Linked DNA regions of Mus musculus: regions 2, 3, 4 and 5 are each linked to region 1. The links are chromatin loops, found by intact Hi-C in ENCODE. Cell type or tissue: heart. All regions are shown on one strand. Each heading gives the region's core, and the rest is flanking DNA. Links, peaks and the distances in the headings are about the cores only. Region 1 holds the start of Alyref2 (Aly/REF export factor 2). Region 2 holds the start of n-TLcag9 (a tRNA gene). Region 3 overlaps Cd244a (CD244 molecule A). Region 4 holds the start of F11r (F11 receptor). Region 5 holds the start of n-TDgtc4 (a tRNA gene).

Region 1 (5,814 bases), core at 418-5,417:
TGTATAGAATGGACCTTGGGTTAGCGGTGGTGTTCTCTGACCTACAGTGTTCCTTACATCTGACCACTCTTCTCCCAAGCAAGAAGTCTTGCTTTGGTTTTCCTTCAATTATATTTTATCCATGGATCAGGAGCAGACAGTGAGGCCAACACTTAAAAAACTAAATATGTATCTAACATGTTCTCCATGTGTTATCATGAATTTGTAAACCTTAAAACAACCCTTAGAGGTCAACCCAAGCCTACAATTATCCACAGAAGAATCAAATTCCATTATTGTGGTGGGTTGAAGGAGAAATGTCCCTGGTGAGCTTGGGTGAGTGAACACTTGATCTCTAGTTAGTGGTGCTGGGTAGGGGACTGATACGGAACCTTTAGGTCTGACTGTGTTGGCAGAAGGATGTCGATTGGGGGGTGGTGGGCTCTGAGAGTTTATAGCCTTTCCTTGCTTCCGGTTTATTCTCTCTGCATTGTGTTTAAAGGTGAAGATGTGATCTGCTTTCTGCTCCATCCCCCTGTTGCTATGCCTCCCCCTACTGTTATGGATTCTCTCTCTGGGTTCCTAGCCAAAATGAACTTTTCTTTGGTTTTGTTATCACAGCAACAGGAAAGCAACTGATGCAATTATGAACACTCTTTTGTTCTCTGCTGGACATGTTCGGCTATCCATGGTATGTCCATCCTGTTTCTTTATTTTATTGTTTTCTTTAGGCAGGTATCCCAGGCTGGACCGTGAACTCCCTATACTCCCGCCCTCACCTATTGATGACACTGAGGATGATAAAGAAAAGTGGGAAAGTATCTTTGGAAACTTTCTTGCTTCAGTCATGGATAGCTTGGAGTGTTAAGGTGTCAGGCTATCCAATGGCCACTAGAGGCACCCAAACCGTTGGCTTTCAGGTCCTTTGTTTTGCAAAGCAGAGAAGGAATTTCCGAGAGGTTAGAAGGGAGATTTGTTATAGGGTTACAGGTGGGAGTTGTGGGAGCTCCTATCCAGCAGAAGTAGGCCCCAGGTGGGGCACTGTGGAGCGTTTATCCCAGGGAATTTTGTAGAAACAGAAGTGAGGCGTGAAGCAGGCAATGAACTGGTCAGTGCAGTAGCCCATCCAGGAGACATCCAAGAGCCTTTCCATGATTTCAAGTCTGTTCCAGGAAGAGAGAAAGTTCAACTTCCTTTCCAGTGTACTTTGGTGGGCAGAGCCAAAGATGCTTTGCCAAGCAGACCGAGGGCATTCTGTGTTTGAAGTTCCTGCCACTTTGTTACCTGTTCTTTTTTTTTTTTTTTAAGATTTATTTATTATTATATCTAAGTACACTGTAGCTGTCTTCAGACACACCAGAAGAGGGAGTCAGATCTCATTACGGATGGTTGTGAGCCACCATGTGGTTGCTGATTTGAACTTCGGACCTTCGGAAGAGCAGTCGGTGCTCTTAACCACTGAGCCATCTCTCCAGCCCCCTTGTTACCTGTTCTTATTACTGAGGTATTTTAGCTATAAGGAGACTGAGGTATTTCAAAGGGACAGTCTCTGTCCTTAAGGGAAAGGTCTTGGGTGGGAGAGTAGTTTTCATTTTTTTGGGGGGGGAGGGACTGGGGGGAGATGGGGAATTGCATCATAGTCTAGCCCCTCCCACAGCTCTGAGGGTAACCTGTCCCTTCTGCTCGAGTGGCTGCATTTATTTTTTAGAATGTATCTGCCTTTATTTGTATGAATATTTTGCCTGCGTATCTGAGCGTTGCTTGGCACTGATGGAAGTCAGAAGGGGGCGCTAGTTCTTCCTCAGCTACAGAGCTGGGTTAGCCATCTTGCTAGAAAATTGTACGTGCCTTAAGTCCATAACCACCTTGCACTTAAATAAAATATTAAAAATAATGGTTTATACATATGTTCACTGAGACCACAACATAACGCAGCTAGATAAAAAACAGCTTAATAAATAACATGTCTACAGACTTCCCACAAAAACTTAGTATTTGCTTTTAAAGGCTTATTTACTTTATCGGTTATGAGACACAACGCCATGCGACTGAGCCCTTTTAACCAATGAGCTGTCTCTTTAGCCTAAGCTCAAGCCATTTTTACCTTACAGTGGTTAACACTGAAGACAAGAAAATACATAGAGCACACAATAAAGACTGTTAATTCTAACTTTGGTTAACACTGAAGACAAAAAAATACATAGAGCACACAATAAAGACTGTTAATTCTAACTTTAAACATTATTAATAGCCTTGCTAAAGCAAGGCCTCAAAAAATTAGTGTAAGACTCAGAATTGTTCCTCTCCACGGAAATCTTTAGTAAAAGGCGAAAGATTTATACGATCTGAAGAGAAACCAGAGTATACCCAGCTGTCCTAGTGTACAGTTCTCGGCCGACTGTATTTCCTAGACAACTAATGGTGACTATTTACTCCTAAAGACACTGACTACTTTATTATATCAGATAAATCTTTGAAGGTTCTATCACATTAAGGAATAAAAGGAATAAAACAGAACAACGAAAACAACACGCTACCCTTTTAAATTATACAACCATCTGTGTGCACTGCATTGTGGGTATGCAAATATCGCGGAGAAGCCGCGTGGCCCGCTCGGTTTCCGGAAGTGCCTCGAATTTGTCCCAGATGTCTCTAGGCGCTGGGCGGCCACCAGGGGTCAGAGCGAAAGCCAGATTCACAAGCGCACAGACTTCCAATTTCCAAGTGTGATTTTGGTGCGCTTGTGATTCCAGCACCGGTCGGAGAGGCGGAGTCAAGGCGGGGGAATCATTGAATTTGAGTACTTTCTGGTCTGCACCGCGAGGGCCGGGCCAGTCAGGCCCGGATCCGCGCCCGCCATGGCCGACAAGATGGACATGTCTTTGGACGACATCATTAAGCTGAACCGTAACCAGCGCCGGGTGAATCGAGGCGGCGGGCCTAGGAGGAACCGGCCCGCCATCGCCCGCGGCGGCAGGAACCGGCCGGCACCGTACAGTAGACCGAAACCACTTCCGGACAAGTGGCAGCACGACCTATTCGACAGCGGCTGCGGGGGTGGGGAAGGCGTGGAGACCGGTGCCAAGCTGCTCGTGTCAAACCTGGACTTCGGGGTGTCAGATGCTGACATTCAGGAACTCTTTGCTGAATTTGGAACGTTGAAAAAAGCCGCTGTGGACTACGATCGCTCTGGACGAAGTTTAGGGACGGCGGATGTACACTTTGAACGGAGGGCAGATGCCCTGAAGGCTATGAAGCAGTACAAGGGCGTCCCTTTGGATGGCCGCCCTATGGACATCCAGCTTGTCACGTCACAGATCGATCCACAGCGAAGACCTGCACAAAGCGGAAACAGAGGCGGCATGACAAGGAGCCGTGGCTCTGGAGGCTTTGGTGGCCGCGGCAGCCAGGGAAGGGGTAGAGGCACTGGCAGGAACTCAAAGCAGCAGCAGCTTTCTGCAGAGGAGTTGGACGCACAGCTGGATGCTTACAATGCAAGGAGGGACACCAGCTAAACAACCGAACAAATCCGCACAAGAACCGGGACCCAGACGCCTCGTCTGTGATGCCTTAGAGGGAGGGTAGGCAACTGGACTGTGCAGACAATGGTGAATTTGGTTTTTTGTTTCTTTTTACTTCCTGTTTTAAAATAGGATCTAAAAACTCATGTAAAGTTTTTTTTTTTTTTTTTTTTTAAATTCTGAAACAGACCTGTTTTGTACTGAGTTATTTTTTGGGATAAGTTTTCCTGGGTGCTGTTGTGGAGAAGGTGGCATTTTCACCTTTGTCATAATAAAATAGAAATGTGTGTAGAACTGGAAAAATTAAAAAAGAAAAAGAAAAATTACAAATTACAATATGACTTTTATGGACAGAACACATGACTGACTAGCATGCATGAAGAAGTGGGTTTCATTCTCAGCTCCATCATGTAAGAATAAAACAAGAATTGAAAAAACCTTGCCTTTGATGCAGCTCAGTGGCAGAATGCCTACTCACCATGAGCAAGGAAGGCGGTGGGTTTAATTACATGGAAAGTCTTTTCTGTCTGGTAGGGGTGGTACCTACCTGACCTCTCAGCGTTGGTAAGGCTGAGACAGGAGTTTTAGTGAGATATGACTAATCTAAAATAAAATCAAAGGCAGGGGTGGTGGTGGTGGCGGCGGCTCATGCCTTTAATACTAGCTTCTAGGATATACAGGCTCCACAGAGAAACCTTGTTTCAAGCCCCTCTCCCCAAAACCCTGCCCCCCCAAACAACAACAAAACAAAAAACAAACACCAACTTTCTTTTTTTTTAACATAATATTTTTGTGAATTATTTGGGACTTTCACACTGTGTACCATGATCAAGCTCACTTCCCACTCCTCCCGTTGTATCTTTAATTTTCCAAATCTTATTATTATTATTTTATTTTATTTTTTTCCGAGACAGGGTTTCTCTGTGTAGCCCTGGCTGTCCTGGAACTCACTTTGTAGACCAGGCTGGCCTCGAACTTAGAAATCTGCCTGCCTCTGCCTCCCAAGTGCTGGGATTAAAGACGTGCGCCACCACAGCCCAGCCCAAATCTTATTTTTAATGATAGTTCTTAAACGCTTTAACCTCCCTTGTAGCCCACCACCCACCAAAGTGGTGGGAAAGAGAGGATACGGGGGAAGTGCACCTGTTTAGAAAGATTCTTTGGAGTAAACCCCCTCTGTGTTGTTTGGAAATCAGCAATTCAGTTCACTGGTCATTGAGCAGCACAGTTTGATCTACTTGCAAATACTTCACTGATACACCAGGGTTGTGGATAGCCATGGGGCTAATTATATTTGATGAGTTCGGCACTCAGGTGAACCTGCTTCCCACCTTAATTTGTAAAATAAAGGAGAACTGTTGATTGGGCAGATAAAGGGAAGGTGGAGCAGAAGGTTGGGAGAGAGAAGAAGGAGAAAATGGAGGAGGAAGAGGATGCAGAGGAGGAGGAGGAAGAAGAAGAAGTAATGGAGCAGAAGCACATGGCCTGGAGAAACCTCAAGTTCTAAGGAGTCTCATAGATGAGGAAGATGGTAGTGTAGTGGTAGATCTGCCCAATCTAGGCGCACTGCATGCAATCATATTAACTGAGTTGTGTTATTATAGCCGGGGCATATTTGGGTTGGAGATTTACTGTAACACACCAGCAGTCCAGTTCAGTAGAGTCAGCATAGCAAACAGGAATCAGCAGCAGTGGCCTACCTAGCAGAGACAGCCAGGCCTCAGCCTCAGCTCTAGTCATCAGGAGGAATGCCAGAAATTCTCAGCTGTGCCTCTCTCAGGGAATCGAAGATCAGAGAAAAGACCCACAAGTGTTGCACAGCTACCTCTATAAGCAAGCCAAGCTCAGCCTCTGTCACTGTCTGTTGAGTCCTATTTATAACCCTCCAAACGTCACATGTCCTCCACAGGTCTTGCCCTAGCACGCGCATCTGTCTCAGGTGACATCACTGCCAATCAGCCCAAGTCTGCAGAAGCAGCAAGAAACTGCAGCACACCACCAAAAGTGTTTTAGTGTGTTTCTCTCTATGGCGTCCTGATAAATGCAGCTCAGCTATGCAGTGTAAGGAGGACCTGTACATGCATGTTGTTAGCAAAGAGTCCTTCATCACGCGCCCTTCCATGTGTTTGCTTTAGCAGAACATCCTCTCTCCTGTGTCTGCTTCAGCAAAACCTTCCTTCACCTGTCTTAGTCTTTCACCTGTGTCCACTTCACGAAAACACTCCACAGGTTTGCCCCAGCAAAACACCGTCTGACACAGCTGACTTTCCAAAGAACCCTTAAGTTTCCACTTCATCCCATGTCTGCTGGATCT
Region 2 (5,814 bases), core at 438-5,437, 400 kb before region 1:
ATGGACCACAGGGCCCCCAATGGAGGAGCTAGAGAAAGCACCCAAGGAACTAAAGGGAACTGAAACCCTATAGGTGGAACAACATTATGAACTAACCAGTACCCCCTGAGCTCGTGTCTCTAGCTGCATATGTATCAAAAGATGGCCTAGTAGGCCATCACTGGAAAGAGAGGCCCATTGGACTTGCAAACTTTATATGCCCCAGTACAGGGGAACGCCAGGGCCAAAAAGGGGGAGTGGGTGGGTAGGGGAGTGGGGGGGAGGGTATGGGGGACTTTTGGGATAGCATTGGAAATGTAAATGAGGTAAATACCTAATTAAAAAAATATTGATGAACAAAAAAAATGTATGTAACAGCTTCCATATTGAGATGTGTTGTTTGTGACAAACTGACCATGTTCATTCATATCCAGTTGAGAATAAACCACTTCTTACTGTCTTCTAGCATAGAGCTGTGCTTTACATCATGAGTGTCAAAAGGCTCCTCCCCTCCCCCCCATCGACTATGCTTGTGACATTCAACCTAACTTGTACCAGAAAGAAGCTTCCTAATCTTGCTCTGGTCTTGGGAGAAATAGACTCAAGAAATACCCGACATCACTGACTCTATCAAGTCCTGTCCCCCCCCCCACCACCATCAACCACAACTGTGGTGGGGCAGGCCTGTGATCCAAATCCTCGGAGGTAGAGACAGGAGGATCAGGAGTTCAAAGCCCATCTCTCATTATCAGGAAACTCAAGGTCAACCCAGCTACAACTTACAGAAGGCTCAGGCTTGGTTCCCGGAGCCCATATGGCAGCTCACAACAGCTGCAGCTCTAGCCCAGGAGTTCTGATCTCCATCTCAGGCCCTGTATTCACTGCATGCACATGGTGCTCATACAGACATCCATGCGTACTTAAAAAAAATACTATTTAAAGTATAGTAAAAGGATTTAAAGGGAGCAGTGGGAGATGCAAGAGGCGAAAATAGTTGGAGCATCTTCAAGCCAAATTCTTGAAAACTGGAGATCTTAAGTGTGTGGCCAGCCTTTGCTACACAGTTTGAGGCCACTCTGGACAACTCTGTAAGACCCTGTGATGGTTTGTATATTCTTGGGCCAGGGAGTGGCACCATTTGGAGGTGTGGCCTTGTTGGAATAGGTGTGACCTGGTTGTAGTAGGTTTTTACTGCTGTGAACACACACCATGACCAAGGCAAGTCTTATAAAGGACAACATTTCACTGGGGCTGGCTTACAGGTTCAGAGGTTCAGTCCATTATCATCAAGGTGGGAGCATGGCAGTATCCAGGCAGGCATGACATAGGCAGAGCTGAGAGTTCTACATCTTCATCCAAAGGCTGCTAGTGGAAGGCTGACTTCCAGGCAACTGGGGTGAGGATCTTAAACCCACACCCACAGTGACACACCCATTCCAACCAGGTCACACCTATTTCAACAAGGTCACACCTCCAAATGGTGCCACTCCCTGGCCCAAGAATATACAAACCATCACATTCCACTCCCTGGCCCCCATAGACTTATTCAAACACAGGAGTCTATGGGGGGGCATACTTAAACATAGCATAAAGCCAAATGCATTTAGTTCAACTTTCAAAGTCCTCATAGTCTATAGCAGTCTCAACAATGTTAAAAGTCCAAAGTTCAAGCTCTCTTCTGAGATTCATCCAATCACTTAACTGTAATCTTAGTTAGGGTTTTTCTGCTGTGAACAGACACCATGACCAAGGCAAGTCTTATAAAAGACAACATGTAGTTGAGGCTGGCTTACAGGTTCAGAGGTTCAGTCCATTATCATCAAGGCAGGAACATGGCAGCATCCATGCAGGCATGGTGCAGGAGGAGCTGAGACTCTACATCTTCATCTGAAGGTTCCTAGCAGGATACTGGCTTCCAGGCAGCTAGGGTGAGGGTCTTAAAGCCCATGCCCATAGTGACACACCTACTCCAACAAGACCACACCCACTCCAACAGGGCCACACTTCCTGTCAGTGCCACTCCCTCGGCCAAGCATAGAGAAACTATCACAGACCCTATCTCATAAATTTGAGAAGAGCAAGGGGTTGCAGCTAACGTGTAAAGCTCTTGTCCAGCATTCCCCAGTCCTGGCCATAGTCCAGAGCACAGGAAAGCCCACAAAGAAGCAAGCCCAGGACAGATACAGAACTAAGTACAAAATCAGGAACTTAGGGGGTGAGGACTAGTATCAGAAAGCAGTAAGAAAAAATAGTTCTATACACTAAATCAAGGTAGGAACACGGGTAGCTAACTTGGAGAAGAAGAACACACACTCACCATTTACTTATGTAATCCAAATGTAGAAATAAAATTCTAAAGGACCTAGAAAAAGGTTCAGCATGAAGTATAATGTTTTGAAAATGCAGAAGCAATAAGGAGAAAGATTAGATTTATTAATTTACGGTGAGGGGAAGCAGGGACGTCAGCACCTTAAAGTGATCGAGATTGAGAGGGACTGGGGTGAGGGGGGCAAAGGTGACTTGAGGTGGATGGTTGAGTACTTGTTATTCATGTCAGGAGAGGAAAAGAAAAGATGTTTGAAAGCAGCAAATTGCTACCTAGCACGAATTTCTAAAAGGTACAAAACTTTGTCAGGAGTGGGATTCGAACCCACGCCTCCAGGGGAGACTGCGACCTGAACGCAGCGCCTTAGACCGCTCGGCCATCCTGACTACATTGCATCCCTATAAGCAGTTCAGGTGGAAGGGACAGTTGGAGCGTGCCCATTTATCCTTTGCTGATTGGATCTAGCAACAAGTGCATCTGGACTCCAGATTCAAGCTGTAAACCTCGCCACAGAAAAGAGGCAATTGGATTCTACTACAATTGTCACGATGCTCCAAAGTCCCCGGGTTTCGGGTCATCATCTTCGGTTTATGAACCAGTTCAACAACTCAAGCTTGCCATCCCGAGCCTCTTCTCCGGAGAAGACGGCAGAGGGCGATCACCGGATGGTTGCATGCAGGTCCGGGTCCTGGAGGGAGGGGTGTTGTCGCCAGGTCCCGGAGGATTTAGGGTTGAGGTGCTGTGAAGTGCAGAGGTAAATGATGGATAAGACCGAAGCTGGCGATCCTGGCGGACATCGGACAGTGGCTGGCGACAAGGTGCTGGCACTGGTGTCGTCCTCGTTAGTATAGTGGTGAGTATCCCCGCCTGTCACGCGGGAGACCGGGGTTCGATTCCCCGACGGGGAGATACAGTAGCTTTTTTTTTTTTTTTTTTTTTTAAATAAATAGCCAGATAAGGCGGCCCCATGGGCGCTCTCCCTTATACTCACGCCCTACACGCAGACCCAGATAATCCAGCCCCGCACGATGTCCTCCAGCAAAGCCGCCCCGGGTCCTCAAAGCCTTTTGCTGGCCGCTGGCCCAGCGCCCTGGCGCCTGCCAACACGCTACCCTCAGCCCCCCGCCGCCCCTAGCGAGCCCTCCCATCCCAACCCCAACCGCGGTGAGCTCCGGGTGTGCCCGAACAGGTCAGATTGTCCCACAACCTGGGGTTATCGCTGCGTTGGTGGTATAGTGGTGAGCATAGCTGCCTTCCAAGCAGTTGACCCGGGTTCGATTCCCGGCCAACGCATAACATTTTTTGTTGAATACTGGATCTTTCTGGTGCCTCTCAGCTTGTATCGAGACTGCGTGACCTAACAGAGGCTTGAGATATTTTGAGGATGTGGCCAGCGGGAGGAGTCTTTTGGAATCTTCTGTTTACGGTTGCCCATCAAAAAGCTAAGTTAATAGTAATGAACTTCAGATCAGATCTAGGTATTCTTCGCGAGAGGAACCTCCTATCACTCCCTGGTGGTCTAGTGGTTAGGATTCGGCGCTCTCACCGCCGCGGCCCGGGTTCGATTCCCGGTCAGGGAAGTGCTTTTTCTTAAAACTTACTCTGAGATATTTACTCCACTAGTTCTTAGTTTTCCTACCTACTAGTTTTCTAATGGTCCTTATGCTGCCCAGCACCACCTCACCATGCGTATGTTTAGAATTTCTCTATGACTCTGCACTCCTGTCCATTTAAACACATTTGCCCTCAAATGCACACCTCGTTCCTGCTCTTTCTTTTCGGAGTATTTTACTTTTGCACATCTCAGGCTTTCTGCTTCCCTTGGCGCCCAGCCGGAAGTACTGCCACCATCACACGCCCACACACACAAGCCTCGCAGAGCGCCCAGACTTGTCAAACACATCACCGGCCCTTAACTCAGAAAGAAGTCCCCTAGGAATGGTTCTTCCTGGTTATCAACTTGACACTATCTGGAATGAACTACAATCCAGAACTGGAAGGCTCACCTGTGATCCAGATCTTGAGGCTGGGAGATACAAGTTTCTGATCTTGGCATGGAGATCTTGAGGCATAGTGACTATAGATCCCAGGAGACTAGGGTAAGGAGATCTCCAGAGTTCAAGGTCATCTGGGACAAATCCTGGTGGTACACACCTTTAATCTGGGCCACACCTTCTGCTAGAGACCTACCTAAGGACACTGGAAGAAGGAAGATTCGCTCTTTTTCACCTGCTTGTCTTGTGGGACTGAGCAATTATTAGATCCTTGGACTTCCATTCACAGCTGGCCATTGTTGGGGAGTTGGACAGGCAGATTATTGGCTTGAATCTTCTGGGCTCTTGATCCTTGAACTCCAGCTAAATGATTATAGGTCTTTTGAAAAACCACAGGAGATCTTGGCAGTTGTAATAAAGAGGGTGGGAAAACATATAATATAGTAACAGTTCCCAGCTGCCCAGGACGGACATTTTCCAAGATCATTTTATCATTGGAACAGTTAGCCCCATCCGGTGTGACATCTAGATTTGTCAAACCTATTAAGTACAATGAATGTCGTCTCTTTAATCAGGAACTTCTAAGTTATTGGTGGGAACTAGGGCTAGAAATATCAGAAGCCAGAAGTCTTTGTTGAATTTTCCACAGTGGAAGAAATCTCCAAATGACGAACCGCTATGGACTCTTAAAAGCCAAGGGGAAATTACATGCATCGCTAAAACCTTTTCTTGATTCAGAATATCTGGCAGAGGAGTGGGGATGTAGCTGATCTGTAAATCACTTTTTTGGGGGTGGGGGCTCGGTCAAAGCTCTGGGTTTCGTCTGCTCGACTGTGTGCTTCAATGTTAAAAATTAAATTGAGGTAAAGTAATTATAAATTTGGGGGCCTCTCTGGGGAATCCCAGCCCGTTGTAAAGTTTAATTTTTTTTTCCCCAGACAATTCTTCATATGTAGCCCAGGCTAGCCTAGAACTGGTGATAGCCCCGCCTTTGCCTCCAAAGTGCTAGGATTATGTCCATGCTCATCAAATACCCTCAGACCCATCAGGGATATTTTTGAATGATTGTGTGGCACTGGCCTGGTGTGTGTGTGTGTCTGTAGATTGTGTGTTCAACCTGCTCGATCTCTTTCCTTCTCAGACATGGTTTTACTCTTTATGGAGTATTTAAAACTTTGTCTTCTTATGCTTGAGAGTCATTCACAGATTGCTTCCGTGTGATTTAACTTTGATTTTGAAGTAAGGCTCAGTGTCTGGGCGTAAAATTCACAAATAAATTAGAAAACCTGGCTTCGGAGACATTTACAGAAACAGAGACACCCACCCTGCTGACATCTTCTAGCACAGATTCTAGTTCAAATGGGCAGTGAGCTCTCTTCTCAACACGTCTGTCCCCCACTGCAGACCGCAGTGAGCTTAGTTTTCACTAATTTCTAGCTGGGAAGGGGGAAACTGCAGGACTGGGGGGAGGACATTCGTGGAGGCAGTTTGGTGTTCTTAGTTTTGTGCCACTGA
Region 3 (5,814 bases), core at 260-5,259, 63 kb after region 1:
CATCTAACCACTTGCTCTGAGCAGACACTTCTAATACCCTGGTGCAGAGGAAGGCACAGTCTTCTTGTGCGCCAACATCATTATACCTTTATGTCCCGACCTGTACCAGCTGAAGCAGCAGAGGTTGTACTTTGTTCTGGTAACCAAGCTTGGTAGCCTAGGAGTCACCAGGTGGTACTGGTTTTTGAAGGCATGAAGGGCTATGACAGAGCTATGGAGGCTCAGCACTGTGTGGCAGGGCTGGAGTCCCTGAAGAGAGCCCCCTAGAGGCTATTGGTGAGCCCCTAGAGGCTATTGGTGAAAGCGCAGCTCAGTTGTAGCAAGAGACACCAGGAGTTTTGGAGATGGCAGTGCCATGGGGTGATCAGCAGGAACAGCTATAGTAGTGGAGTGGAGCCTGCCAGAGCCTAGAAATCAAGCTGTGTGTGCTGCAGAGGGCGGAGCTGGAGAAGTGACCAAGCCCCTTGGAAGAACCCAGAAGATCGTGAGTGGATCCAGATAACTGTACGTTTAGTTATCTACACTGTTGGAGTTTGTCTTTGCTTATTCAGATTGTGACTGTGCCCAGATTCTTCAGTTTTGAAGAAAATATTTAACTTTATTTCAATTTTTTTAGGAGCACACAGCTGAAAGGTGAAACCTTTAAAAGAGATTTTGGATTATTGCAGAGATTGAATATTTTAAAGAGAGTGAACTTTTAACATATTTGAATTTGTAAGGACGGTGGGATCTTTAGAGTTATTATGATACTAATATTGTAATACTAATTATTGTGATACTAATATTAATATGCCATCCTGGGAATGAATGAGAACGACTCTAATTGAAAAGTAATGTGCTTACGTATAAGGTTGACAAGGGGTCAGTTATAATAGCTACTTTTAGGTCAACTTGACACAACCTAGAGTCATGAGAGAAGAGGGAGTCCCGATTGGGAAACTGCCTCCATGAGATCCAGCTGTAGGCAAGCTTGTCAGGCACTGTCTTAACTAGTGATGGATCCCAGAGTTTCCAGCTCATTGTGAGTTGGCACCATCCCTGGGCTGGTGGTCCTTGGTTCTATAAGAAAGCAGGCTGGACAGGCCCTTTGGAGCAAGCCAGTAAGCAACACCCCTTTATGGTCTCTGCGCCAGCTCCTGTGTTTAGGTTCCAGTACTGCTTGAGCTCCTGCCCTCAGTGCTTTTGATAATGGACTATTATTAAGGAACTGTGGAGTGAAATACACCTTTCCCTCTGCTTTTGGGCATGGTGTTATGTCACAGCAATAGTAACCCTAAGGAAACCATGACCCAATGCTCCTGATAACTCCATTCTTAAAAATAAAAATGATAAAAACACTACCTACAGGTATAGGGAGACAATCATACCAGCCAGCACTGAGCAACCCAGGCATCCTCATTGAATGGCACAGTGGCTGAACTTCCAACCTTGCCTTTGAGCAAGTAAGATGCATCCGTGCACCAGCCAACAGTGCTGGGTGGTCCTGCCTTCCAGTCACTCCTCTTGTATCCTTCTGTGTTAATCGCACCCCTTTCCTTCATCAGAATTCCTTTCCTTATCTGAAATCCTGCCGTGCTCCGTAGAGTTTGATTCTGTGACAAGCTGTCTGGGTCTTTTGTCAGAGTCTTTAGATTTGGCACTGCTGGCTGCTCATGCCATCTTTTCCTGTGAAATACCCAGGATCCATCTATCATCTCAGCCTTGTGTGGGATGGAGTTTGGCCCCCAGAGCTTTCAGCTCAGCACAAGGCTGATGAATTACATGTCATTGACACAACTTCTATTTGACTGGACCTTACTCTTGACTCTTCCTGTAGCTGGTACTGCTGATCGATTATCAGCCCTGGTGCCTCAGATCTTCCCCGTCACCACCTGTTATCTGAGAGGAACACATCTAACTTCCTGTGGATCAGCCAATCAAAAGCTCTCCTCCAACCCACTCACTTAGATTGTCTCTACAGTGTTATCTGCTTCCTTGCCCTCTTCCTTCCATAGTTTACAGGGTATTGCCACATTTCTAGGAGTTGAAGCTTTAAGACCCGTGTCTATTTCTTTACCAATGCTGCCAATCCCACGACCAGATGTCTCTCCCTAGTCCTGGCTCTTTTATCTCTGATGTTCTACATAGGGGAGGAGAGCTTGCCCCCACCCCCACCCCCGACATGAGGACTGGGGTTTAATTCCCAAGGTTGAAAAAAAAAAGTCTGCAATAGTTTCGTGCCCTCTGCTTGGGTTCTTTACTGGAGAGGGTTTGAACTAGTTGATTCATGTCCTTGAAATTCTCTTCTGATAGCCTCTGCCTTGGCTACAGAGCTTTCTCACTCAGGCGCATGATAGCACGGAGGTTTTCTCAATCTAAAGAAATCCTCAGATGCTCTGCTGTCACCTTTCAAATTAAAATGCTTTAAAGAAAAAAAATTTTTAAATATAAAATCATGGCACTCAGGCTTCTCTGAGAAGTCTTGTTTTATTTTTCTGCTTGTTTACGGCATGCACTCCAACCGGAATGTGAGCTTTACGGGAGTGGGGTGGGGTGGGGATGGGGTCTTGACGCTCTTCCTCATGGTACACCGCAGTGCCCAGAATTGTGCTTCTCAATGAGGACAGTTTTTCCTCAGGGGACATTTGTCAAGGTCTGAAGACATTTTTGTTTGTCATGACTGAGGCTAGGGTACCACTTGCATCTAGTGGGCAGACGCCAGGGATGCTGCTAAGTGATGCATAGCACAAACTCTATCCCAATACCCAGGTATTCTTGGGCCCTTAATATTTAGGGCTGAAGTCAGGAAACCCTTTTCTAGAGTAACGCCCAGCATAAAGAGGGAATTTGCCGCCCCCTTCTGGTTTCTCGGCATAACTACATTCATATGCCCAGACCCGCATGTAGATTATGTATGCATTCGCATAGTTTTCTTTCTATTTCTGTGGAGAATATCATTGATATTTTGATATGGCTTTTAATCGTTCTTCAAATCCAAGCATGTGGTATGTCTATCTATTCCTTTGTTCTTTCCAACGTCTTCCATTACATTTTGTAGATTTCCTTATGGAAGTCTTTCACTTCTTTAGATCTATTTATACCTAGATTTTTTTTTTTTTTGGTAAATACTTAAAGCTTGTTTTTTGATAGAAAGGTGATTACTCTCTTCTTGATTCCATTTTCATGAAAAATTTTGTTCTAATCTTTCATTTTCCAGGTAATGCATGTCCTTAGCTATAAGGTGTGTTTCCTTTATTCCCCCCCCCTCTGTCTCTCTCACTCTGTCTCTCTCCCCTCTCGCCCCCTCCCTCCCTCCCTCCCTTCCTCCCCCTCTCTCTGTCTCTTCCTCATATTCTTCCTTCCTCCCTTCCTTTCATCTGTCTCTCTCTCTCTCTCTCTCTCTGACAAGATCTCATGTGTCTGAGGCTGGCCTCAAACTTGTTATGTAACCAAGGGTGACCTTGAATTTCTGATCCTCCAGTCACAACCTCCTTCGTACTGGGATCCACATTTTATGTAGGGTCAGAGTGTGGGGAGCCAGTGAAGTCCCGACTGAGTCAAGTTCTTAGTGAATGTGTATTGCTTGATGTGAGCTGGCCATGTGTAAGACCCAGGAGAAACTGGCAAAGCCTTTGAAACCTTGTGTCAGTCTGTGAGAGCTAACCTGGGTCATATGAGAGCTAACCTGGGTCATGCTTGAGTTTCACAGCTTCAGGGATTCGTGAGGACCATGCCACATCTGGAGGTGATGTGGGCTAAGACACACATCTGGCTCATTCATCTGATGCAGAGTCTGTTTGTGTGTGCTTTGTCCTGAAGGTGCAGTTTCTCCTCGGGTCTGGCATTACTATGACAGTCCTGTCACTGAGCTCTATGACAAGCCTACTGCCTCCTCCAGTTATTGGAGTCTTAGTTCCTGCCCTGTGACCCTAAGTTACAAGAGAGAGGTGGACCATTCAGCCTCTTGTGCTAATGTTGTCTGGTAACTCAGTCTGTGGGTATTGGGTTGGTGGTAGGAGTTGCATGTGGGTTTCACCACATCAGGCCTGGTACATGGTTTCAAGCCTAAAGCTCGAATTTAACTCATTCACACTCCCAAAGTGGTGACATCACGCCTTACACTGGACTGGTTGGAGTTGGGGTGCATGAGGCATGGACAGTTTCTTCCCATATTTGTATTTTGTTATGGTTGGGCACTGTGGTCCCCGCTAGATCTTCTTACGTTTTATCAAGGTAATTAGGTGTGGGAAGATCCTGGAGGATCTTACTTAGCCACCATCTTGTTCTCCTCACACTGCCTTTCTTCTTATTGTGCTACATTGTTAAGAACCCTGTGTGTAACCATCTCTCTCTCTCTCTTACCTCACTCTCTGACCCCCTGCTCCTGCACACTGCAGTCTCTTTAAGGCAAGATTATCTTTCTTATTGTCTACAGCCTCTGGGTGGCACCACATGGCTTCCTTACCTAAGGGCGTCAATTACTGCTCTGGGTTGCCTGAGGTAGCTATCTAAAGTCTGCTACTATGTTACAGTCTACCATCACTATGTTATAGTCTACCACCACCATGTTAATTAACTCACATCTTGATCCCTAGGCAGGGAAGTGCGGACATACCTGGAAGGCCCAGCTTTAACATTTTAGAGAGTAGTCTTGCAGAGACCTTCTGGTTCCTAAAACAACAGTAAACAATAAGCCTTAGTGAGCACTGCCCACAGTGCAATGCACTAAGTGTTTTGAGAGGACTGTGAGTCCAGCTCTATTTTAGAGCCCAAGACAAGCTATGCGTTTCAGCATTGTTTTTACTGGGTCTGACGGTTCAGGATTTCTGGCCATCACTGCTGGCCATGCATGCTTCCCTCAGTGTCCTGCGAGTCAGACTTTTTTGCCACTGTGACAAATACCTGGAGGAACAAATTTAAAATGGGATAAATTTATATTCAGCTTATTTAAGAGTTTTTATTTGCCCTTTTGTTTTGAGGTGAGATCTCATGTAGCCCAGGCTGGCGTCTGATTTGCCATGTAGCTGAGGATGGCCTTAAATTTCTGATTCTTCTGCCTCTCCCTTCTGAGTGCTGAGAGTACTGTTGTATGCCACTGATTCCTGGCATTAAGCAGTGTTGAGGATGAATCTAGGGCCTCGTGCATGCTAGGTAATGTCTCCAGCCTTATTTCAGAGGTCTTAGTCAATGGTTGGCTTACTCCTGTGCTGTGGACTGTGGGGTGTCATGGTGGGAAGATCTAACAAAACAAAGGTGCTCACCTTCTAGCAGCTGGGCAGCTGAGAGACACAGTCAGGAATGGGAAAGACGTTGCCTTGGGAGATGTGTCCATAGTGACCCACTGACCAAGCCCCATCTTTGTGTAGTTGATTGATGAGGTCCATGAGCTAACTACCTCTCAATGATGTTATCAGCTGAGGACCAATCCTACAGAATATGAACATGGGGGGGGGGTGGGCTTGACAGCCAAATTACAATGGAGTGAGTCACACCATTAACGAGGTGGTTATAAAATTATCCTCTAGGAACTGAGCATGGAGGAACAAGTCTGTCATTCCAGATACTCAGTAGGATAGTGAGTTCACAGCCAGCCTGGGCTATTTAGTGAGACCCCATCTCAAAATCCAAAAGGAAGTGTCTGGGTAAATGGCTTAGTGGATAGTAATAGCACTTGATCTGAAAGCAAGAACACCTGAGTTCAAGTCCCCAGAACCCATTAAAAAGCCAGCCTAGATCAACCAATGAGGTTCAGGTTCAGTGAGAGATCCTGTCTGCAGAGGGCCAGCAGGCTGGCTCAGTAGGTCAAAACACTTGCTGCACAATTCTAACAACCCA
Region 4 (5,814 bases), core at 538-5,537, 67 kb before region 1:
CAGCTATGATGTACTTACATATAATAAATAAGTCTTAAAAAAAAAAAAAAAAGCCAGGATCCGGGGCTGGGCAGGCTGGAGACTGGGATTCTGGGGCTGGCTACAGTTCTAGCTGTAAGGTCAGTGAGAGACCCTGATTCAAGGCAAAAAGGTCAAGAGTGGCAGAGCAGGACACCTGACATCTTCCTCTGCCTCTGTACATTAGTGGGCATGCATACCTGCAACATACAAGCATTCATATAACACACACACACACACAGGGCAAGGGGAGAAACACAGAGAGTGAGACAGATAGATAGAGACAGAGGGAAAGAGGGGGCGGGCACTGGTGACAGGAGATCCTTGGGTCACTGGAAACCCTCAAAGGAGATTAAGGAATTTCTTCTAGGACAGCTTAGTAGTTCTTGGAAGGCTGTCACAGAGGAAGCCTAGATGCACCCAGTGTCTGCATCCTGGCTTGAGATGTGACCGTTTCCTTTTGCATGCATTTCTGCCATGGCAAACTGTCCAATTCAAGGGGTGGTGGTGCTGGAGAACAAAACAAAAACAAGAACACAAAACAAACAACCCTACAAGAATTGAGCTGATGGGCTGGAGAGATGGCTCAGCTGTTAATTTCAGCTTACAGCTTGTGGTCCATACCAGGGACGTCAGGGTGAGAATTCAAGGCAGAAACCTGAAGATAGATTGATGCAGAAGCCATGGAGGAGTGTTGCTTACTGGACTGCCTAGCTTGCTTTCTTATATCATCCAGGCCCATCAGCCCAGGGGTGGCACTGCCTACTGTGAGTCAGTCTGGTGGGGACATTTTCTCAGTTGAGATCCTTTCTTCCCAAAGGCTCTACCTTGTGTCAAGCTGACATACAACTAGCCAGCATACTAGTATATATGCCAATATATCAAAAAAAAAAAATCAAGCAAGGCGTGGTAGCTTATTGCTTGTATATGGGGAGTGCCGAGAGTTCAAGGCTAAGCTAGACCACACAGTGAGAGCTCAGGACACCCTGGAAAATATAGTAAGTCCATACTTCACCCTGTTCCCAAATAAAATAAAAATAATAAATAGACTGGGTCTATAATTCTGTGATGGACTATAAGTCTATTATGAATAAGGCCCTGGGTTCAAATCCTCAGTGCTACCAAAAAATTATATGTATGTATGTGTATATATATATATGTGTGTGTGTGTGTGTGTGTGTGTGTGTGTGTGTGTGTGTGTGTGTAGCAAATTCTGTGGGTCTTCTGGAAGAATGGGGCACAGTCTTTAATCACTGAGCCATCATTCCAGCTCCTAAAACCTTTTTTTCTTCCCTTTTAATGGAAAGGCTATCAGGGAAAAATAATGGTTTAGCATTTTGTGTAATGCCAGAGCACAGTGGTTGGGAACTAAAAAACATTTGTACATATTTATTAGGTATGTAAGAGGAGAGCCGCTAGAACCCAGCCTGTCTCTGAGGCAACTCTCCCATTTTTGCTCTCACATTTTGTTAACAGGGTCAAGCCAGGTTCACATTCCCGGGGTGGAGGACACTCCTACCCTGACCCTCCAAATGTCCGCTTAATTGTCTGGTAAACTGGGAAAAGAATGTAAAACTTGCTGTTATCTTGACTGAGGTGCCTAAGTTGTAAAAATTTATAGCCAAAGCCTGCCAAGCCCTCATTAACTGCATGCAGCTGACCAGCGCCTTTGTTCCTTTTATCACTTTGAGCTCCCGACCAAATGTCCAGGAGGATGAACTGAGAGCCATGGATTCTGGACCCAGTGTCCTAAAGGATGAATTAAAGGCCTTCAAGCCAGGTGTCCTGGAGGAAGCCCAGTCTTCAACAAACACTGTCGTGCATGCTTAACCATTAATGCAAAAATATGCTCGATGACCCTGCAGCTCACCCAGCCCCTCCCTCCTTTTGCAGTTTTACCCTTTAAAAATGCAACACAGCTTCCTTGGGGATGTGGTTCAGACCCCCAACTTGGCCACCTCCTGACCGCTCAGAAAATAAGGCTTCTGTTTTGACGTTTCTGTCTCTGAAGTGAGCCTTCTCAGCTTCCATCCAGAACCCAACAGGTATAGTGAGTGGGTCATACTGTAATCTTGGTATTCAGGGAGGCTGAGACGTCCTAAGTTCAAGGATATTTGGGGCCATATGTGAGTTGCAGAGCAGCCTGGGCTAAAGCAAGATCAGGCCAAACAAATGCCAAAACTGTGTATAAGTCTCAGTTTAGGACTTCAACTTTCTTTGAGGGTGAATAACAAGTTTGCCCTTGGCAGATACCCAAATATTTGTTTCAGTTTAGTAGTACAAAGTTTCTTTCTTGGTTACACACTGTCCTGTTTATTTTAACTGCCAACCTTGAAGTCAGAAATGTTGTTTTAATTTATTTATACTTTCCAGTCTCATCCAGGAGATGCTTGGTAAACTTGCTGATTGTTGTTGCTGTTGGTGGTGGTTTTTTGAGACAGGGTCTCACACTGCATCTCTGGCTGTCCTGGAACTCACAATGTAGATCAGGCTGGTCTTGAACTCACAAAGATCTACCTGCTTCTGCCTCCCCAGTGCCGGGATTAAAAGCATGGGCTACCAAGCCCAGTGTAGCATGCACTCTTAACTGCTAAGTCATCTCTCCAGCCTGTTTTATTTTTGAAATGGGGTCTCTTGTAGCTTAGGCTATTCTCTGATTTGCTACCTTGTCAAGGATAGCCTTAAACTCCTAATCCTGCTGTCCCTGTCTTTTACAGTCCTGGGATTACAAGCATAAACACTAGGTTGGGTTTTTTCCCCCTTTCTATCCTTCTCCTCCTCCCCTCCCACCCCCTTCCCTTCCTCTGAGAAAGGGTCTCATGAATCCCAGGCTGGTCTACGGCTTATTAGATACCTAAGGCTGAGCCCCCAATCTTTCTGTACTTACATACCTCTTGGCATAGCCATTTTTATAGGAAGATCCACAGTTTGAGGCCAGCCTCAGCGACATAGCTAGCCCTGGTCTAGAAAACAAAAGCTAATCCAAATGTAAGGCCCAGCAAAGGAGCTGCTGACATAGATCCTATGTGTATGTATAAAAGACATATTCCCAGTCCTCCCAAGAAGTATGGGTCAGCTTTTATTATCTGGATGCTTCCTGTATCCGTCTATGTAGGTTTCTTTTTGAGAGCAACCCAGTTTGGGATAGTCAAGATGTCTCTCTTGTCTCAACCCTCTCCCTACACCTTCCTATATTAATTTGTGTTTTTCACTTACCAAGGGGGAGGGGACCAAAGATTCTGCACCATCAAGCAATTGAAAAGTAATGGAAGAGAAATCAACCAAGCACATTCCTGCATCTCACAGGCAGTGACCTTACTCACCTTCTCTTTAGAGATGACTATCGAGGGCCTGGCAGTCCGAAAGGCTCTATCTGCATGCCTTGCTGCCCAATTGGGATGCCCTTACCTGCCGAAGAGGAGGCCTTGGTTTCTTTAAGCGACAGTCTCCTGGGCCAACCAGAGGTCTCTAGAGGTGAAAGCCACCAATCGGACTCAAGAAGGAGGAAAGTTCGGGGTTGCACCTGCGTACGGTGAGTCACTCATCGGAGCTCCCTCTCTTTTCACCAATCGGAACGCGGGGAAGCCGGGCGCCGCCCACCGGGCGTGGAGAGAAAGGCGGGCCGGGCTTAACCTGGCTGCTAGAGTCCAGCCCAGGGCAGTGGATCGCGAGGCTGTTCCCATTGGAGTTGCTGTGCCCGTCGCGTCGGGATTGTAACTGTAATGGGCACCGAGGGGAAAGCCGGGAGGAAACTGTTGTTTCTCTTCACGTCTATGATCCTGGGTGAGTTCCTAGAGTTTTTGGAGGATTAGGTGGGTCCGGGGAGAGGCTGGAAGAGGACGATCCCCACGCGCCGACGGGAAGGGAGGAGTCCAGAAACCTGCCTGCCTGCCTCGCCCTGGGAGTCCACTTTTCCGCCCGGGTCTGGTCACTCTCCGTTCCCCTCCCCCACCGGGAGACTGGCTGGCTCCCTTCGCCCAAGCCGGTGATCTGTGACCCTACCTCCCACTCGGTGCCGGGAGTACCCTCTCTGCGGAAGCACCAAAAATAACCCGGGAGGGTCCATGGTTCTGGGTCTCCCCTAACGACCCGAGGACCCTCCCCAAACCCAACTATTTCGCTAGCCGTTCTTCTCCATAGTATACGTCTGGGAAGGTCTATCCTGCCCTTCCGACATTCTCGGAGATCTCAGAGAAACCTTGAGCCTCTCACCCGGACTCCCTTGGCTCAAGTGCCCTAGAAGGAAATGTAATGAGGAGGGGGGTGGGCTGGGTAGGGAAGATTTCTTTTCCTGGCTTTTGTAGAAGGGTTTCTTCCTCTTGTTAAGTAGTAGACCTTCTGGGATTAATGCCGAGGTTCGGCGTCTGAAGAAGAAATGAATTCTCTAAAATTTCTCAGATTCAGAATTCCTTTCTTGACTAGGTAGCAAAGAGTCGTTAATTAAGGTTGTTGACGGAGTAAGGATTCCCTGGGGCAAGAGTAGGTCTATTGGTTGGCTGGATCTCCTTAGAGCCAGAACTCTGCCCTCCCCCTTGCCCGGAATGAGAGTTTTTTTGTTTCTTTGTCGACTCCTTTTCCTGAGAAACAGCCAGGCTCGCATGCTGGGGCATGACTATCTCGAGGTGTGTTTGTATGAGGTTGAGTGTGAGGTAGGTTGGTTTGTTCCCTTGGTCAGTGTGTGTCAGCACCTGTATATTTATCTGTCTCCTTTCCCTGCCGCCACCACCCTTCGGAGCCGAGGACCAAACCCAGGGACTTGGGTGTGCTATGTCTGGTTCCTGAGTGTCACACACTCCTGTTGTTGGAATGTGTTCCGTATGAATCTGTTTCCCTTCACGGTTAGTATTTTAGAGAGGATAAAGGAAATAAACCATTACAGTCAGTATCGCTGTCTTCTAAAGGCAGTTCGTTTTGGTAACCTTTTTGGAGAACAATCATAAGACTAAGTCCCCAAGATGGAGAGATGGGTCCCTTGTTTCTCATTACAACTGTAAAGCTTTGGAGTGGCCTAGACAATAGGTGAGTCTACTTCTCTACATTGTACAGATAAGGAAATTAATCTGTGGAGAGGAAATGACCTTCCCAGTTTTACAAGAGGGTAAGAAGCTGGGGATGGAACCAGAGCCCTCTGACTCCCATTCCTGGAGATCCAGCGTCTCAGGCATGAGGCATAAGAAGGATCTAAACTACTCTTTCAGAATCAGCTCTCTTGTTATTAATGAAATCCCTTCCACTAGAGTCTCTCACTTCACCTTTGAATTCTACTACTGTTTCTCCGTCCCCTCCTCCTTTCTTTGCCCGGCCATCACTTGTTTCATTTCTGTTCATATCTTAGATTGCTAGCCACACCCACATTCCTGTTTTGTGTACTGTTTCCTCTGGATCAAGGACCGTAGTTGTTAGACTTACGTAAAGCCCTGGAGCGACTTCCTTCCAACCCCTTTCCTCCTTCCTTTTCTCTTCCCCTAATTTCCTACGTTAATTCTAGCACTCACCACCAAAGAGAAGGATGGTGACAAGATCATTTTGAGCAGGCAGCGGTGGTTCCAAGGAAGCCTGAGTGAGGTGGGGCATTTATTTGCTTGGCAGGGCAGGGGGCCCTAGGGAAATAACACGTAGGGGGTGGCAGTGGGTGAGAATACACTTCATGGTGTAACTTTGAAATCAAGGTAGACCTGGGGGAAGGGAGTGATTTGGTTAGTGCAAATGAGGATGGAAATGTCAGCCGGGCCACCTCATCAGGAGTTCTTCTTTCTTTTGTCTGTCCTGTGCCCCTAGGCTAGGAGCTCAGTCTTT
Region 5 (5,814 bases), core at 544-5,543, 470 kb before region 1:
GACTTAGTCAAGAAACTATAATGTAGCCATATAATGAAATAAATGATTGAAGGAATGTTTTAAGCTAACATTCAATAACTGTGGAAATAGAACAATTCTAAGTAAAAAGGCATGTAGGTGTTTTTGTTTGGTTGGTTTGGTTTGGTTTGGTTTTAACATCGGAACTCGTGAAATGTACAACACCGAACGAGCAGTTCTGTGGGTGCTTATGCCGTCAGTATAGTTCACCGCTGTAACAAATACGGCAGTCAGGTGCCAGGTGTTTCTAGTGGGGGAGGCCACGTGTGCGTGAGCAGAGGGAGGAAGCCAGAGTCTCTGTAATCTCTCAACTTCACTATGAAGCAGAGGCAGCTCTAAGACGCAGCCTTATCAATAGCAAGCAACATGCACAGTTTTATCCCAACTTTATATTCAAAATGTGCTCCACTCATTTCCCCCCCCCGCCCCCAGACACACACACAAAACACCCGAGAGAACTGGAGATGCGGCTCAAAACAGGGCATTCACCTAGCATGCAAGAGACCCTGGACTGGAAGAATAAATGCCAGAGAAATATTGAGCAAAATGAGAACAGGTGTTTCCTTCATGATGAGGGTGGGGTGCCTTTTATTTATTTATTCATTCTCTATTTTTTTCTGAAAGGAATACATAGTGTAGGAAAACAAATATCTTTTTTTTTCTCCAAAATGAATATATACTATGTGTGGGGTTCTTTTACACATATAGTCATTTACACTCAAAAGAACCATTCAAAAATAATGTCTCAACACAGAGGCGGGGGCCAGACAGAGACAGACAGGAGAGAGCTGTACCATAGAAAACAGGGAAAATCCACTGGAAATAAATAAATGGTCAGAATAATTTTGTTAAGATAATTATGGTGTCGTTATATAGCTTAACACAATGAAGTGATTAAAACAAATGCTGAAATTGGAGTTTTAGAATATTGAACAATTTGAGGTCAAAGAGTTGAGATTCAAATTCTTTGACTATATAGTGCACATCCTTCCTTGCGCCGAACTGGCTTCTCCGGACTTTAGTGCTGCAAAGGGTCTGTCCTGACCTTCAGACCAGTGCTCTTTCCATGCTAGGTTCAGATAGGACATTTTTGTTATTCTCTGTCATCGCCAGAAGGGATGGCTGTTTCCCAAATCTACACAATTGCAGTGTGGCAGTGAAAAAGAATTCAGACTTGAAAACTTGGTCCAGCCACTTTCCTATGGTGCGGCAAAGATGGGAATCGTCGTGATGCCCAGTGTTTTAAAAAGCGTGAGAGTGCCATAGCCTCGATACAGGTAGGGTTAAGAACCTGCGCATACTGAATAGCTGCTGCACCTTTTTCACTAATTTGGTTAGAGAGAGGTTCTTGAAATATAAACTCGGAGCTTTATTTTTAAAAGTGATTATCCTTCTTTTATTGGAAGATCAATCAAAGATATAAATATAGAAAATAAAAAATGGATTAAAAACTCACTAGTCTCCCCGTCGGGGAATCGAACCCCGGTCTCCCGCGTGACAGGCGGGGATACTCACCACTATACTAACGAGGACAACCATGATGGGCTCCCTAAAGTAGCTGCTCAAGAAAGATATTTGTAAGCTATTCATGGTCCTTGGATGTTATCAAAATTTTGCTTTCATGAAAAAAAATGTATCTATCTGCTAATTTCCAACAGCCAGTTTAAACAGCAGAAAGGAACAGGTTGCCAGTTAAAATCCGCCGGTCACAAAGCAAACCAAGAAAACACGAAAGTGAAAAAGAGATTGGAAGGAGGAATCACAGGAGTGGGAAGGAAATGCAAGAGGGCTCCAGGTGAACGTAAACAAGTCCTTTATATACACGTGAGAAATTATCGAAGGACAAATTTAGTCAATAACAAAGAGAGACGTGATAAGTTTAATAACTCCTATTTAATTTAATACATCCAAAATATTATTTCAACATGCAATTAATATAAAAAATTATTAACTAGATTATTTTTCTTGGTCTTCAAAGTCGGCAATGTATTTTACACTCAAATTTTAATAGGAAGAACAAGTAGTATCTATATAGAGTTCATTAAAAATATATAAATCAAAAATACACGTATGACTGTTTCCTACTTTAAGTTCTTCAGTAGCTGAAATGGGTAGCCATTTACATTTTTATTTAATTTTTTCATTAATGGCTCCATTAATTATTTATTTTTAATTAATTCAATTAAAATAAAATTTTAAAATGCGATTTTTACACGTACTGGTCAGTTTCAAACGTTTAGTAACTGACGGCTACAATTTGAGCGTCTCAGTTACGGAGCCTTGTTTGTGCAAGGTTGAGATTCTGACAGAACATCCTGGATTCCAGAAGAACCCAAAACAGAAGAGATGAAATGAAAATACCTTTAGAACCTAATACGGGAAAATTTAGGGTTGATTTCATTAGAAAGCATAAAAAAAATTTTAACTTTGCGTTGGCCGGGAATCGAACCCGGGTCAACTGCTTGGAAGGCAGCTATGCTCACCACTATACCACCAACGCAGCACGGCGACCGCTTTCGTTTCGTCTCTTTAATAGAAGGAAGAAATTTACTGAGCATGTTTGTATCTGTTTTCCGCAAATTTAAAAATGGATTCCGTGAGAAAATTCGGCGTCAACCCAGAAGGAAATATTTCCTCCGCTTCTCGCCCTGTTCACCGCCTGACGTTCTCGGTTCCAGGCTCCGCAAACGCTCAGCGCCTCCAGGCAGCTCCCAAAGTCCACCCGGCACCGGTTCCATAAGCGACTTAGAACGACCGGTGGGGAGGAGAACTGGTCGCTAAGAGATCATCTGCGGCCTGACTCGGCCCCTCTGATAAAAAGAAAACCGAAAGGTCCCAGAAGAGATGGATGATGGAAGGTTTAAAGAGATGCGGAAGTAAGAGATAAGAAAGATCTGTCCGCTACTTTCACTTGTTTTGCTTTGCAAAAACGTTCCCGGAGAGTTCGTGTTTCTTTTTATCTGGAGAAATCACAGATGGCGGCGTCATCGCCATTTAAGGGTATTAAAGCCCTTATAAAAATGTATGAAAGCCACACTACCATGTGTCAGGATGGCCGAGCGGTCTAAGGCGCTGCGTTCAGGTCGCAGTCTCCCCTGGAGGCGTGGGTTCGAATCCCACTTCTGACAAATACTTTTTCCTTTTTTTCCCATCATAATTGAATAATTCATATTGGTATCTTTTGGTAAAAAAGAAAATTAAAAAAATAAATAAAATAATTCCCATCCTAAGATCCCTTAATTTACTACAATTATCTCAACTCTTTCGTTGCTGAACCAATGCTAGCAAACATTTGTAAGCATGAGGTTCTCTCTCTATCGCCTTGCCTAACCCCACCACCAATTCTAATTAAGTAATTTGCTATTTATGGGAATGTGCTATTTCATATAGCCGAGCCAAAACAACAACAACAACAAAAAAAAAACACCCTAAACTCTTCATGACACCCTCTTTCTAGAAGATCATAAAGGAAACACTTTCTAGTTTAAGAGAAGCTTGGTGGAGGGGGAAATTGTCTTTTTGACAAGAGTGAAAGCTGTTAAGTTGACCATAACTGTGAGGCTGGGAAGCTTTAGATCGGTTAATTAAAGTTTGTCAGACACAGCTCTATTCCCCATCATTGACCAACTAGACTCTGACTCTTGAAAAAGCATTTGCTCTTTCTGAGGCTTATTTTCTTCCTAGTAAAATGGATATAAGAAGTAACAGAGTGAGACAGCCTACTCATTAGATGTTCAGAATTCGAGTTGTGTCTCCCGCCTGCTGACGCGCCTATTACAGGATTCCCAGGTAAGTGGAATGTGTATTAAAGTTTCGGAATAGCTAGCCTATCCTCTTCACAGGATGCTGCTGATGTAGAAGTGCTCTTTCTTTGTCTTTTCAAGAGGCCACCTTTCACTCTGTGTCATCTAAGCATTTAAAATATGTCAGGCACCATAACTTAAGAAAAAAGAATACATAGTTACTGCATTCAAACTAAAGAAATACAAGGTGCATTCTTAGGAGAGACATGTAAGGAAAAAGATGTTAGACGTGTCAGAAAATTCTTAAAAGGAACGTGAGGCAAGCATTAAAAGTAGCATCACCTCTGATAGATGCACCCAGTTCTATAATGTGACGGTTTGAGAAGACATGTGTTATTAAATGAAAGCCTCAATGCCAGGGTTGACTCTCTCTGTATGAGTTATTAGTCAGAGAGGCCCCAGAAGCTATTGCCACCCATCTTGGTTGCCCACCATGCTATATGGTAAGACTCCATTGCTGAAGACACAATATGCTATAGCTTCGGGAAATTTAAAAAAAAAAAAAATCAATTTTGAAGTGACCAGAAATTGACTCCTTGCTGCCTAGCTTTCATATTGCTAGGAGGTGTTATTAAGACCACAGGGACACACAGATGCACATGCCTATACACTTAAAATAGGTTTTGTTTAAAAAAAAAAAAGAAAGAAAGCGGGGGTGTGCATTGTACAATCACGACAGCATGACCAAAAGTGTGGGCGACCAGCCAGTTTTAGATTAGTTGTGAGATCTGCTCTACAGGAAATTCATTATTGGTACTGTAAAACTGGTTAAAGCCCATGGACGTAGGGGAGACAGGCCTTAGGGGGGACTGCGACTGTTGTTTACTAAGTGGATGTATCAAACTGCCTTCTAAATATTTGTGTTTACAGTTGAGAGCTATCGGCGTTGGCCAGAGATGCTTCTTTTAGCAATGGGCAACAAGAGTTAGTGCAGAAACTCCAAAAATGATCAAAATGCTGAAAATATGCGACTGTTGAATGTTCAGCCCTAAACAGAACATTTTTATCAGCCTCCCAAGATTCAGGGAACACTGAGGAGGAGGGAGAGGACAGAATGTAAGGGCTGGAGAATAGGGAACAGAATAGGAAGGAGGAGTGCTGCAAAACTCTGTCTTCTGAACATGACGTTGGACATGACCTCAAAAGGTTGCCTGAGCAAGATCAGTCCAGCACGATCAGTCGACATTCCAGCAGACTGTACTAAGTGGACTCAGGGAGAAGGGAGCATGAAGACTGGAGGAGGATGTGTGTCGGGGGCTGTTAAAGGTAGCAGGAGGGGAGCCTTTGGAGGGAATAGAATAAGGTACAGGCTGTGCATGTATATAATTCTCAGAAGATAGATAAAAGATGTCTTAAAAAAATAAGAGATGGTGTGGGAGGCAATAATCAAAATACATTCTGTATGTATGTGAAGTTGTCCAAGAATTCATTCATTTATCTATTTATTTATTTTAAAATGAATCTCAATGCCGGACATTGGGGCACACCTTTAATCCCAGCACTTGGGAGGCAGAGGCAGGCGGATTTCTGAATTCGAGGCCGGCCTGGTCTACAGAGTGAGTTCCAGGACAGCCAGGGCTATACAGAGAAACCCTGTCTTGAAAACAACAACAACAACAAAAGAATCTCACTCTGTAGCTCCAGCTGGCCTAGAACTTGCTAGGTAGACTAGGCTGGCCTCAAAAACCACAGGAACCCTCTCCTCTGCTTCTGAGTGTTGACTATAACAGTCCTATAACAGAGCAAACTTAATAAAAATGTTGTTTTAAACCAGACAAATGAGAGCTACAGACATGGCTAAGCAGTTCAGAGTACTCTTGGTCGCTGTTCGGTACCCACATCAGACAGCTCACCAGCAGCTCTGTGGCTCCAAGAGTATCCTCTTCTAGCCTCCTCAGGCTGATGCTCGCAAAAGCACATAAATACAAGTAACTCTTTTTAAAAAATCAGACGAATCAAAATTAAAAGGCTATTTATAAAATACGTAATCTGT

What was found. A loop is a pair of places that touch in the nucleus more often than their neighbours do. Peaks named below come from ENCODE experiments on the same cell type or tissue, not always from the same donor. Only the 100,000 strongest peaks of a DNase experiment are listed, where the experiment ranks them.
Region 2: it touches region 1 in a loop (2.6-fold over the local background); 4 of 42 quality-filtered maps call a loop at or near these places.
Region 3: a loop joins it to region 1, with 4 times the contacts of the local background. A loop is called at or near these places in 30 of 42 quality-filtered maps.
Region 4: it touches region 1 in a loop (4-fold over the local background); 2 of 42 quality-filtered maps call a loop at or near these places.
Region 5: it touches region 1 in a loop (14-fold over the local background); 2 of 42 quality-filtered maps call a loop at or near these places.

The regions. Positions count from the first base shown.
Region 1 is chr1:171,500,820-171,506,633 of GRCm38, forward strand. Alyref2 (Aly/REF export factor 2) reads left to right here and starts at 2,659. Exons shown (of 1, transcript NM_019484.4): 1 at 2,659-3,931. The coding sequence starts at 2,838. The coding sequence ends at 3,494. It overlaps LOC115487699 (a small nuclear RNA gene), which reads right to left and starts at 2,344; the gene lies at 2,229-2,344. In heart, for the core only: CTCF peaks have their summits at 871, 1,070, 1,781 (motif pointing right) and 2,654 (motif pointing right); DNase peaks (open chromatin) are centred at 1,742, 2,682 and 3,302; H3K4me3 peaks cover 3,135 bases; H3K27ac peaks cover 2,814 bases.
Region 2 is chr1:171,099,230-171,105,043 of GRCm38, forward strand. It overlaps n-TLcag9 (a tRNA gene), which reads right to left and starts at 2,691; the gene lies at 2,609-2,691. n-TDgtc5 (a tRNA gene) reads left to right here and starts at 3,142; the gene lies at 3,142-3,213. It overlaps n-TGtcc3 (a tRNA gene), which reads left to right and starts at 3,527; the gene lies at 3,527-3,598. n-TEctc6 (a tRNA gene) reads left to right here and starts at 3,814; the gene lies at 3,814-3,885. In heart, for the core only: a CTCF peak has its summit at 2,961; DNase peaks (open chromatin) are centred at 2,992 and 3,762; H3K4me3 peaks cover 2,774 bases; H3K27ac peaks cover 1,029 bases.
Region 3 is chr1:171,564,208-171,570,021 of GRCm38, forward strand. The region is part of intron 1 of Cd244a (CD244 molecule A); the gene reads left to right. Among named protein-coding and RNA genes, the nearest start is that of Gm35200, 5.0 kb to the left of the region's middle. In heart, for the core only: CTCF peaks have their summits at 276 (motif pointing left) and 2,847 (motif pointing left); no DNase peak of the experiment used is centred there.
Region 4 is chr1:171,433,901-171,439,714 of GRCm38, forward strand. F11r (F11 receptor) reads left to right here and starts at 3,661. Exons shown (of 10, transcript NM_172647.2): 1 at 3,661-3,801. The coding sequence starts at 3,741. Gm26641 (predicted gene, 26641) reads right to left here and starts at 3,422. Exons shown (of 2, transcript NR_151523.1): 1 at 3,342-3,422. In heart, for the core only: a CTCF peak has its summit at 3,602; DNase peaks (open chromatin) are centred at 3,601, 3,911 and 4,641; H3K4me3 peaks cover 2,400 bases; H3K27ac peaks cover 1,966 bases.
Region 5 is chr1:171,035,551-171,041,364 of GRCm38, forward strand. n-TDgtc4 (a tRNA gene) reads right to left here and starts at 1,550; the gene lies at 1,479-1,550. n-TGtcc2 (a tRNA gene) reads right to left here and starts at 2,518; the gene lies at 2,447-2,518. It overlaps n-TLcag3 (a tRNA gene), which reads left to right and starts at 3,064; the gene lies at 3,064-3,146. In heart, for the core only: no CTCF peak of the experiment used is centred there; DNase peaks (open chromatin) are centred at 1,511, 2,631 and 3,011; H3K4me3 peaks cover 2,699 bases; H3K27ac peaks cover 462 bases; H3K27me3 peaks cover 45 bases.